Linked DNA regions of Homo sapiens: region 1 is linked to region 2. A link is an interaction called in ENCODE POLR2A ChIA-PET data of the cell type or tissue named here. Cell type or tissue: Panc1. All regions are shown on one strand.

The links. ChIA-PET counts read pairs that join two places held together with the same protein. Peaks named below come from ENCODE experiments on the same cell type or tissue, not always from the same donor. Only the 100,000 strongest peaks of a DNase experiment are listed, where the experiment ranks them.
Region 1: POLR2A ChIA-PET joins it to region 2 with 6 read pairs; 13 of 35 experiments call an interaction of 5 or more read pairs at or near these places.

The regions. Positions count from the first base shown.
Region 1 is chr1:26,003,024-26,007,023 of GRCh38, reverse strand. It overlaps LOC124900433. Among named protein-coding and RNA genes, the nearest start is that of PAFAH2, 7.0 kb to the right of the region's middle. In Panc1, no CTCF peak of the experiment used is centred here; no DNase peak of the experiment used is centred here.
Region 2 is chr1:25,920,572-25,924,571 of GRCh38, reverse strand. No RefSeq gene overlaps it. Among named protein-coding and RNA genes, the nearest start is that of MIR3917, 16 kb to the right of the region's middle. In Panc1, no CTCF peak of the experiment used is centred here; no DNase peak of the experiment used is centred here; H3K4me3 peaks cover 1,580 bases; H3K27ac peaks cover 2,264 bases.

The DNA of each region.
Region 1 (4,000 bases), 82 kb before region 2:
GCACGAAAGGGGCTGAGCGCATGGGTGTCTAGGGACCGGCTGATCACGTTAGGTGTGAAATGTGTCTAGGGACCGGCTGATCACGTTAGGTGTGAAATGTGTTTAGGGACCGGCTGGTCACGTTGGGTGTGAAATGCATGGAGGTGGCTGAGCGCACGTGTCAAGGGACCAGCTGGTCACGTTGGGTATGAAATGCGTGGAGGTGGCTGAGCGCATGTGTGTCGAGGGACCGGCTGGTCACGTTGGATGTGAAGGGGGTGTGAATCTGCCTGGCTGAGGGAAATTGATCCAGATCTTGAAGGGCTTCTGTAAGGCCTGCAACTTCTGTTGTGGAGGCGCAAGCAATCCCAGAGGGATTTTATTTTATTTTATTTTTTCTTATCTTATTTTGCCTGGCCTCAGTTCATTCTTTTTATTATTTATTTATTTATTTATTTATTTTTGAGACAGAATCTCACTCTGTCGCCCAGGCTAGAGTGCAATGGCGCAATCTCGGCTCACTGCAAGCTCCGCCTCCCGGGTTCAAGCGATTTCTCCTGCCTCAGCCTCCCGAGTAGCTGGGATTACAGGTAGGTGCCAACATGCCGGACTAATTTTTTTGTATTTTTAGTAGAGATGGGGTTTCAGCACGTTGGCCAGGCTGGTCTCCAACTCCTGATCTCAGGTGATCCACCCGCCTCAGCCTCCCAAAGTGCTGGGATTACAGGCATGAGCCACTGCACCCGGCCCTCAGTCCATTCTTGGAACACACTCCATCACCTGGTTCCCAGAACTCAGACTGCACTAATGGTGACTTCATCACTGGCCAGGGCTCACAGTTATTGCAGCAGAGGCCTCTCTATACCTCCCTCCCCTCCAGCCTTGCCCACTGCCCCTCACCACTCCTGCCCCCACCCTGGGTCCCCTGACCCCACCTTACCTGCCATGTTTGTATAATTTTCTTAGGCTCACAGCAGGCATTGCCGCCTACAATGGGATCTGATCATGGAAGGAAAACACTCCCCTGGGGACCTAAGAACACCCTACCCTACTACACATGCTGCACCCCATCTGCTGCCAACCTCTCTGCCCTGCCCCTGTACCCAAAACCAGTGCTATGTCAGGCTAAGCAGTATCCCTAGAAATTTTAAGCAGAGATTGGCACGATATTGCTGGCAAGGTTTCCACCCCCACTCCCATTGCAACCCCATCCAATTTCTCCAAAACTACTGAGAACTTGGTGCTCACCAAATCATCTCATGTTCTGCAGGCTGGCAACCCTTTACCAGGCATTTGATAGACTTGATGATAACAATGCTGGGAGCCAGGAAGAGAACATTAAGAGCAGGAATTCAGCCCTGCCTTGGCCTCTAGGCATCCCCGAACTGGCCCAGTTTCCAAGAATCATTTTTGATGAGAGATTCTGGGAAGCAGGACATTGTTGAGGCCAAGTAAACTCCCAAAGGCCTGGAAGGAGCCAGAAAGCAGAAAGGGTAATGCTTCCCCCTCCCAGGTAGGAGTGAGCAGGATGACCAGCTCTTTTCCTTGCAGGAAGCCCCCTCAGCCTGGCCTCCTTCTGGGCTCCGTAGTCCCTTCTCCACCTAGCTAGGGCTCTGGCAGCTGCCTTGGCAGATGCCCCCCATCTCTACACTTAGGCTTGGCAGACAGGGAATGTGAGAGCAGCCTCAGAAAACCCAGTTCCCATCCCTTCCCTCCAGCCAGGCATCAAGGTATGGTGGCAGAACAGGGAAATCTGAGTTTAATCCTGGTTTTGCCAGCCATTAACTGTAAGACCTTGGGTAAGTCACCTGGCCTTTGCGTACCTTGGTTTCCGAACCTGCAAACTGAGGGTGGAGCTACTGACCTCTCAGAATCATTGTGCAAACTGAATGAGCTCAGATGTGCCGAGCACTTGGCACAAACATGTTCCTTCCCAGGGCTGGACACTGGCATTTGGCATTCTTTGGGTGGAGTGGGGCCAGGGTGGTTATTGTCTGGACCACACAGATTCAACCCATATTTTGGCAGAAAAGACAGCATTTGCAAAGATATGCAGGGGTGACAGGGCATGGCAGGGTTGGAGAACGTTATGTTCCCAAGCAGTTTGCTGTCCCTGGAGCAAGGGGTGACCAAGAATGAGGAGGTGGGAGATAAGTCAAAAAAGATCAGCTAGGGTCAGGATGTGAAGGGCCTTGAGCCAGACTAAAAAGCTTAGGCTCCAAATGTACCCCTTAAACTTAAAAGTTGGAAAGAAAAAACTATTCCATATATATATATATATATATATATATATATATATATATATATATATGTATATATATATAAAATAAAATAAAAGGCTTAGCTCCATCTCAGGCTTACTGTCATGGGGTGCAGCAGTGAGGATTGTGAAATGTGATCCAGGCAGACCTGGCTGCACATTTCAGTTCTGCCACTAGGTTGGGTGGCCTTGGGCAAGTCACTTAGTCTTAGCTTGAGTTCTCCCATCAGCAGATCCTGAGACTCAGGTGCTGGAACTAAATTGTGGAGGTAATTTCAGGAAGCAGAAGAAGGGCATGGAGAAAGTAAGACCGGGAAGAGAAAAGGTAATAAAGGGTGCGTGAATGTGCGGGTTGCTGCCAGGAGCACCTGGGCGCAGTTCTGCTGGAGACCTTCTGAGAGACAGTGTGAAATCATCCTATTTGATGGGGAGATCGCTTGAGCCCAGGAGTTTGAGGCTGCAGTGAGCAATATTTGTGCCACTGCACTCCAGCCTGGGCGACAGAGCCAGACCCTGTTTCTTAATTTAAAGGGAAAGGAAGGGTGGGGAAGGGAGGGGAGGGAAGGGGAGGGGAGGGAAGCGGAGGGGAGGGGAAGGAAGGGGAAGAAGAAGGGGAAGTGGAAAAAAAAGAGAGAGAGAAAGAAAGAAGAAAGAAAGAGAAAGAAAGGAAGGAGAGGAAAGAAAGAAAGAAAAAGAAAAGACTCTCCTATGTGAAGATGAGGAGGTTGGGCATTTAGGCACCAACTCTCTTGATGGTTGAAGGTTGCCCTTGGGATACATAACACGCCTGTTCCTCCTGGTTCATAGATACTTAAGAAAGCTCTCAGGCAAGGAAGCCAAGAGAAGCAGGCTCTTGTGTGGTGGAGCCCTGAGCATGCTGAAAACTACCACACTGGCAAGGGAACTCAGAGAAGGGATGAGGGGCTATGAGGCAGGTGTCAACACTGTCCGCTGTTACCTCTTTGAGCCTCTGTTTTCTCATCTGAAAAATGGAAAAGACATGACATACTTCACAGGAAGATTAAATGTAAAGTATTTGAAAGTTACCTAATGACATGGCTGACACATAGGAGATAATCAATAAATGGTAGGTATGCTTGGGCTCAGCTCAGATGCCAGCTCCTCAGAGAATCCTTCCCTCCCACCCTATTGAGAGTAGCTCACTCCCTTCATTCTCCACCAAAGCAGTATCCTACTTCCTGTGAAGCATTTAACATAGTATATAATTATCTTGGTTATGTGTTTGTTTGGAGTTTTGTTTTTGTTTTTGCTTTAGAGACAAGGTCTCACTCTGTCACCCAGGCTGCAATGCGGTGTCGCAATCGTAGCTCACTGCAGCTTCAAACTCCTAGGCTCAAATTGTCCTCCCACTTCAGCCTTGTAGTAATTAGGACTACAGGCATGCACTACCACGCCCAGCTATTTTCTTTTTTAATTTTTTATAAGGCAGGGTCTCACTATGTTGCCCAGGCCAGTCTCAAACTCCAGGCCTCAAGTGATCCACCTGCCTCAGCTTCTCAAAGTGCTGGGATTACAGGCGTGAGCCACCACGCTCCACCTGTTTGTTTGTTTAACTCTGTCTCTCCTCACTAGAATGAAAGCACCGTGTGAGCAGGGAATTGGTCCCTCTTATTCACTGCTTTATATGCAGTGCCAAGCATAATGCCTGGGACATACTAAGTGCTCAATACTTTTTTTTTTTTTTTTGAGACAGGGTCTCACTCTGTCGCCCAGGCTGGAGTGCAGTGACGCGACCTTGGC
Region 2 (4,000 bases):
ACTGGGTCTAGAGGCAGGGAATTTATTTTTTTAAGTTGAATTTCGAATTGTTGTTATGTAAACATGGCACACAATTCCAAAGGTACTAAAGGTTACACAATAAGAATAATAATTCTCCTGCTTGGTCGTTTAGCAGTGATTCCTTCTTTTTTTTTTGCTTTTTTCTTTCTTTTTTTTTTTTTTCACTTAAAGGCTAGTGTGATAGTTAGGTTTTTCTTCTTAAAGGCAATGTGGTTGCCTGTTTTCTTCATGTGTATATTTCTTATGGGGGAATCTATATATTTAAATATATATATTTTAAAATATAGATCCCTTTTTCATATAGAAACAGTAGCACATCAGATACTTTTGCACTTTCCTCTTTTTGCTTAATATTTCTTGATGATTGCTCTATACATAAAATAGAGAACTGCCTTATTTTCTTAAAATATTGCATAGAATTCCTTTAAATGGAAGTGCCAGATTAAATTAATCAATTCTATTGATACATTTCTGGGTTGTTTTTCATCCTTCGCTCCTGAAACAGTGCAGTCATGAACGTCCTTACGTGTGTATGCCATTTTGTATATGTGCAAGCACACCCATCTCTACAATGGATTCCCTTAAAAGGAATTGCTGGGTCCCAGGGATTTTACATGTGGAAAACTATTGCTATCTCCACAGAGGGTGGCCATTTCCCGAGTAGAGGATACGCACAGTTTTTAAAGCTCTCGATAGAAATGGCACTACTGCTTTCCAGAAAAGTGTTCGTTACCTGTTTACACTCTCATTCGCGCGCTGCTCCCTCCTCCCACGGACCTGCCTGGCTGACAAGTTAAAACACACACACACACACACACACACACACACACACACAAAACGGTATGGAGATGTCTGCAGGGTTTATTCTCAATAGTCATTATTTCAAAAGGATCTGTGAAAGATTAGCAAAGGTTTGCAAATATTTAACTTTTAGACCCTTTCTAATACAAAAATATTTAAAACCCAGGATCTGAATTTCCTAGCCCTCGTTTTTTCCACGCGTGACCTTGGCAAATGACTTCTCCTTTCCAAGCCTGTCATGTCTTACAATTGTCGTGGGGAGGAAGTGAGATATGACACTCAGTGAAGTGCTTGGCACACAGCAAGGACTCAAAAGTTGGTCGCTGGGAAGAAATGGTGGTGAAGGAAAAAGCGCCAGCCCTCCGAGTCGTCCCAGCGGTCAGAGGAAGGGAGCCAGCCTCCCAGGCTCCAAAAATTGGGCTGGGCGGTGCCGGCGGCTTTTGTTCTTTCCCTCGAATTCTCTCGCTGGTCTTTCCTTCCTTGAAGAGGAAAACGGAAACCTGCGACCAGCTCCCGGAGAGAAACACCCAGACCAAGACTGGCCCTTAACCGGGGATGGGGCCTAGGGGCTGGGTCCTCTCCCGAGTCACTGAATCCACTTCGGGGAAGCCCTAGCAGACTTTGGTCCGCACCCGGAGTGGAGGACCAGGTTCCTGCCGCGGGCGTCCCCAGCCTGCTCCGAGACCCGGAGTGCCAAGTGCTTCCATCCCTAGTCGTTTCTTACTCAATCCTAGTTCTTCCTGAAGCTAACGGCAGGCACTGGCCGCGGCGCCTCCCGGGCGGGCACCTCCCAGCGACCTGGGTGGGCGCGGCCGCGTGCGCCCGGGGGTCTGGGCTTCTCCGCCACTCGCGAACGCGACCTCGTGCGGTTTCCCGCAGCCCTGGCTCCCCGCCAGCCAGAGACCCCACCCGCTCCCAGGTCCCCGCGAGCTGCCGGGAGGGGACGTCGCGGCACGTGTCAGTACTGCGGTCGGGCTTGCACCTCCGCCCGGATGCGGATTGGCCCTGGCGGGCTCCGCACCGCCAGTGAGCCCGGCCTTCTCTTCTCCTAGCACAGAGCTGCTGCCCTGAAAAATCAGCTGTTAGAGACGCCATTTCGGTCCCCACCCTTGTCTCAGCCAAGGAAGAGCCAATCACAACGCTTGTGTGTCGCTGTGCAAGCCGCAGGTGGGGTGGGAGAGCAGATCCGTGGAGCGCAGCGAAGCCATTTTCTGGAGGATTCGCAGTCATGTCCACTGCTGCTGGATAACTTCCACTGATGGTGGGATAATCACCATGTTTAATTTCAGCCATTCCCTCCCCGCCAACTCCCTCTCACACCGTGGCCTTTCCTTTCCCCAAGCGATGTGGGGTCTAGTCTTGACCCTGAACCTAACCCACTCTGTGACCCAGCCTCAGGCCTCGGTCTTTTCAGCTACAAAAATGCAAGGAAGGAATAAAATTAGACAATGGCAAATATTGGTGAGGTTATGGGGAAATGCATTCTCTGGATTTGTCTTTAAACTGGAAATATTCATGACATGTGCCAGATAATCCTATGTCTTGGTCTCTACCCTAGAAAAATATTTGCACATGTACTCAGGAAGGCTGTCTCTTGCGGGACCATATCTAATAACAAACCACTGAAAAGAGCTCAAGGGCTGTCCATAGGGAATGAATGAATACAATGGGGTCTATCTACATAACGGGTCACTGCATCACAGAAGGAATAAGCCAGATCTATGCATGCAGAGAAATGGATAGAGCTCTAAAATATATTAAGTAAAAGTAGAAAGTTGCACAATAATGCATACAATATAATACAATTTTTGTAACATGTTAAGCAGAACTGTGGATTTTCTGTGATTACATTCAAACAGAACATAAAAGCATTTTTTAAAAAATAACTGAAAAATTATTTTCAATTCAGTTCTTTTCAGTTCAGTTCCAGTTCACTCCTAATTCATCTGAGTGGCTGTCTCTGGAGAGAGGGGCGGGGAGTTGGGATAGCAAGTGGAGATGAGAGGCAACTTCAGCTTTCTTTGTAATATTCTAATTTTATTTTTTAAAATGAGAGCCGGGTGCAGTGACTCACCCCTGTAATCCCAGCACTTTGGGAGGCCAAGGCAGGCAGATCACGAGGTCAGGCGTTCAAGACCAACCTGGCTAACATAGTGAAACCCCATCTCTACTAAAAATACAAAAATTAGCCGGGCGTGGTGGCGCCTGTAGTCCCAGTCACTCGGGAGGCTGAGGCAAGATAATCGCTTGAACCCAGGAGGCGGGGGTTGCAGTGAGCTGAGATCGCGCCACTGCCATCCAGCCTGGGTGACGCAGCGAGACTCTGTCTCAATAAATAAATAAATAAATAAATAAATAAAATAAAAATGGCAGTACATTAATATATTACTTAAGGAATTTTAAGCTGCATGTTCATGAAATACTGGAGACAAGTATGTCAAAATGTAAACAGTGGTTTAATTCCAGGTGATAGGAAATATGAATAATTGTTATTTTCTTCTTTGTACTTTTTGGGTTTTTAGTTTTTCAACATGCAGGGAAGGGATTCAAGAGTGACTGTGTGACCCATCAGGTCCCTCAGCTCAAAGAACCTGCAATGTTGTGATTCTAGATGGTCATCCTTAAAGTCCTAGCTCCCCGCCCAACCCCAAAGGGCTTACACATTTTGCAGGGCAGGGGAGCCTCAACACTGGCGCTCCACTGGGGAAAGTTCTTGGCTTCCACCAGGAAAGAATTCAAGGGTGAACTAGTGGTAGAAGAAAACAGCTTTATTGAGGCAGCAGTGTTACAGCTCCGTGACTGTTCCCACTGAGGAGAGAGTGGAGTCTAGCAGCTCAGGGGCAGTTCTGCAGTTTCATTTATATCCACTTTTAATTACATGCAAATTAAGGGGCAGGTTATTCAGAAATTTGTTTTTATTTGAGACACAGTCTCACTCTGTCGCCCAGGCTGGAGTACAGTGGTACAATCTCGGCTCACTGCAACCTCCACCTCCCGGGTTTAAGTGATTCTCCTGCCTCAACCTCCAGAGGTGCTGGGATTACAGGTGTGTGCCATCATGCCTGGCTAATTTGTGTATTTTTAGTAGAGATGGGGTTTCATCATGCTGGCCACGCTGGTCTCGAACTCCTGACCTCGTGATCCGCCTGCCTCAGCCTCCCAAAGTGCTGGGATTACA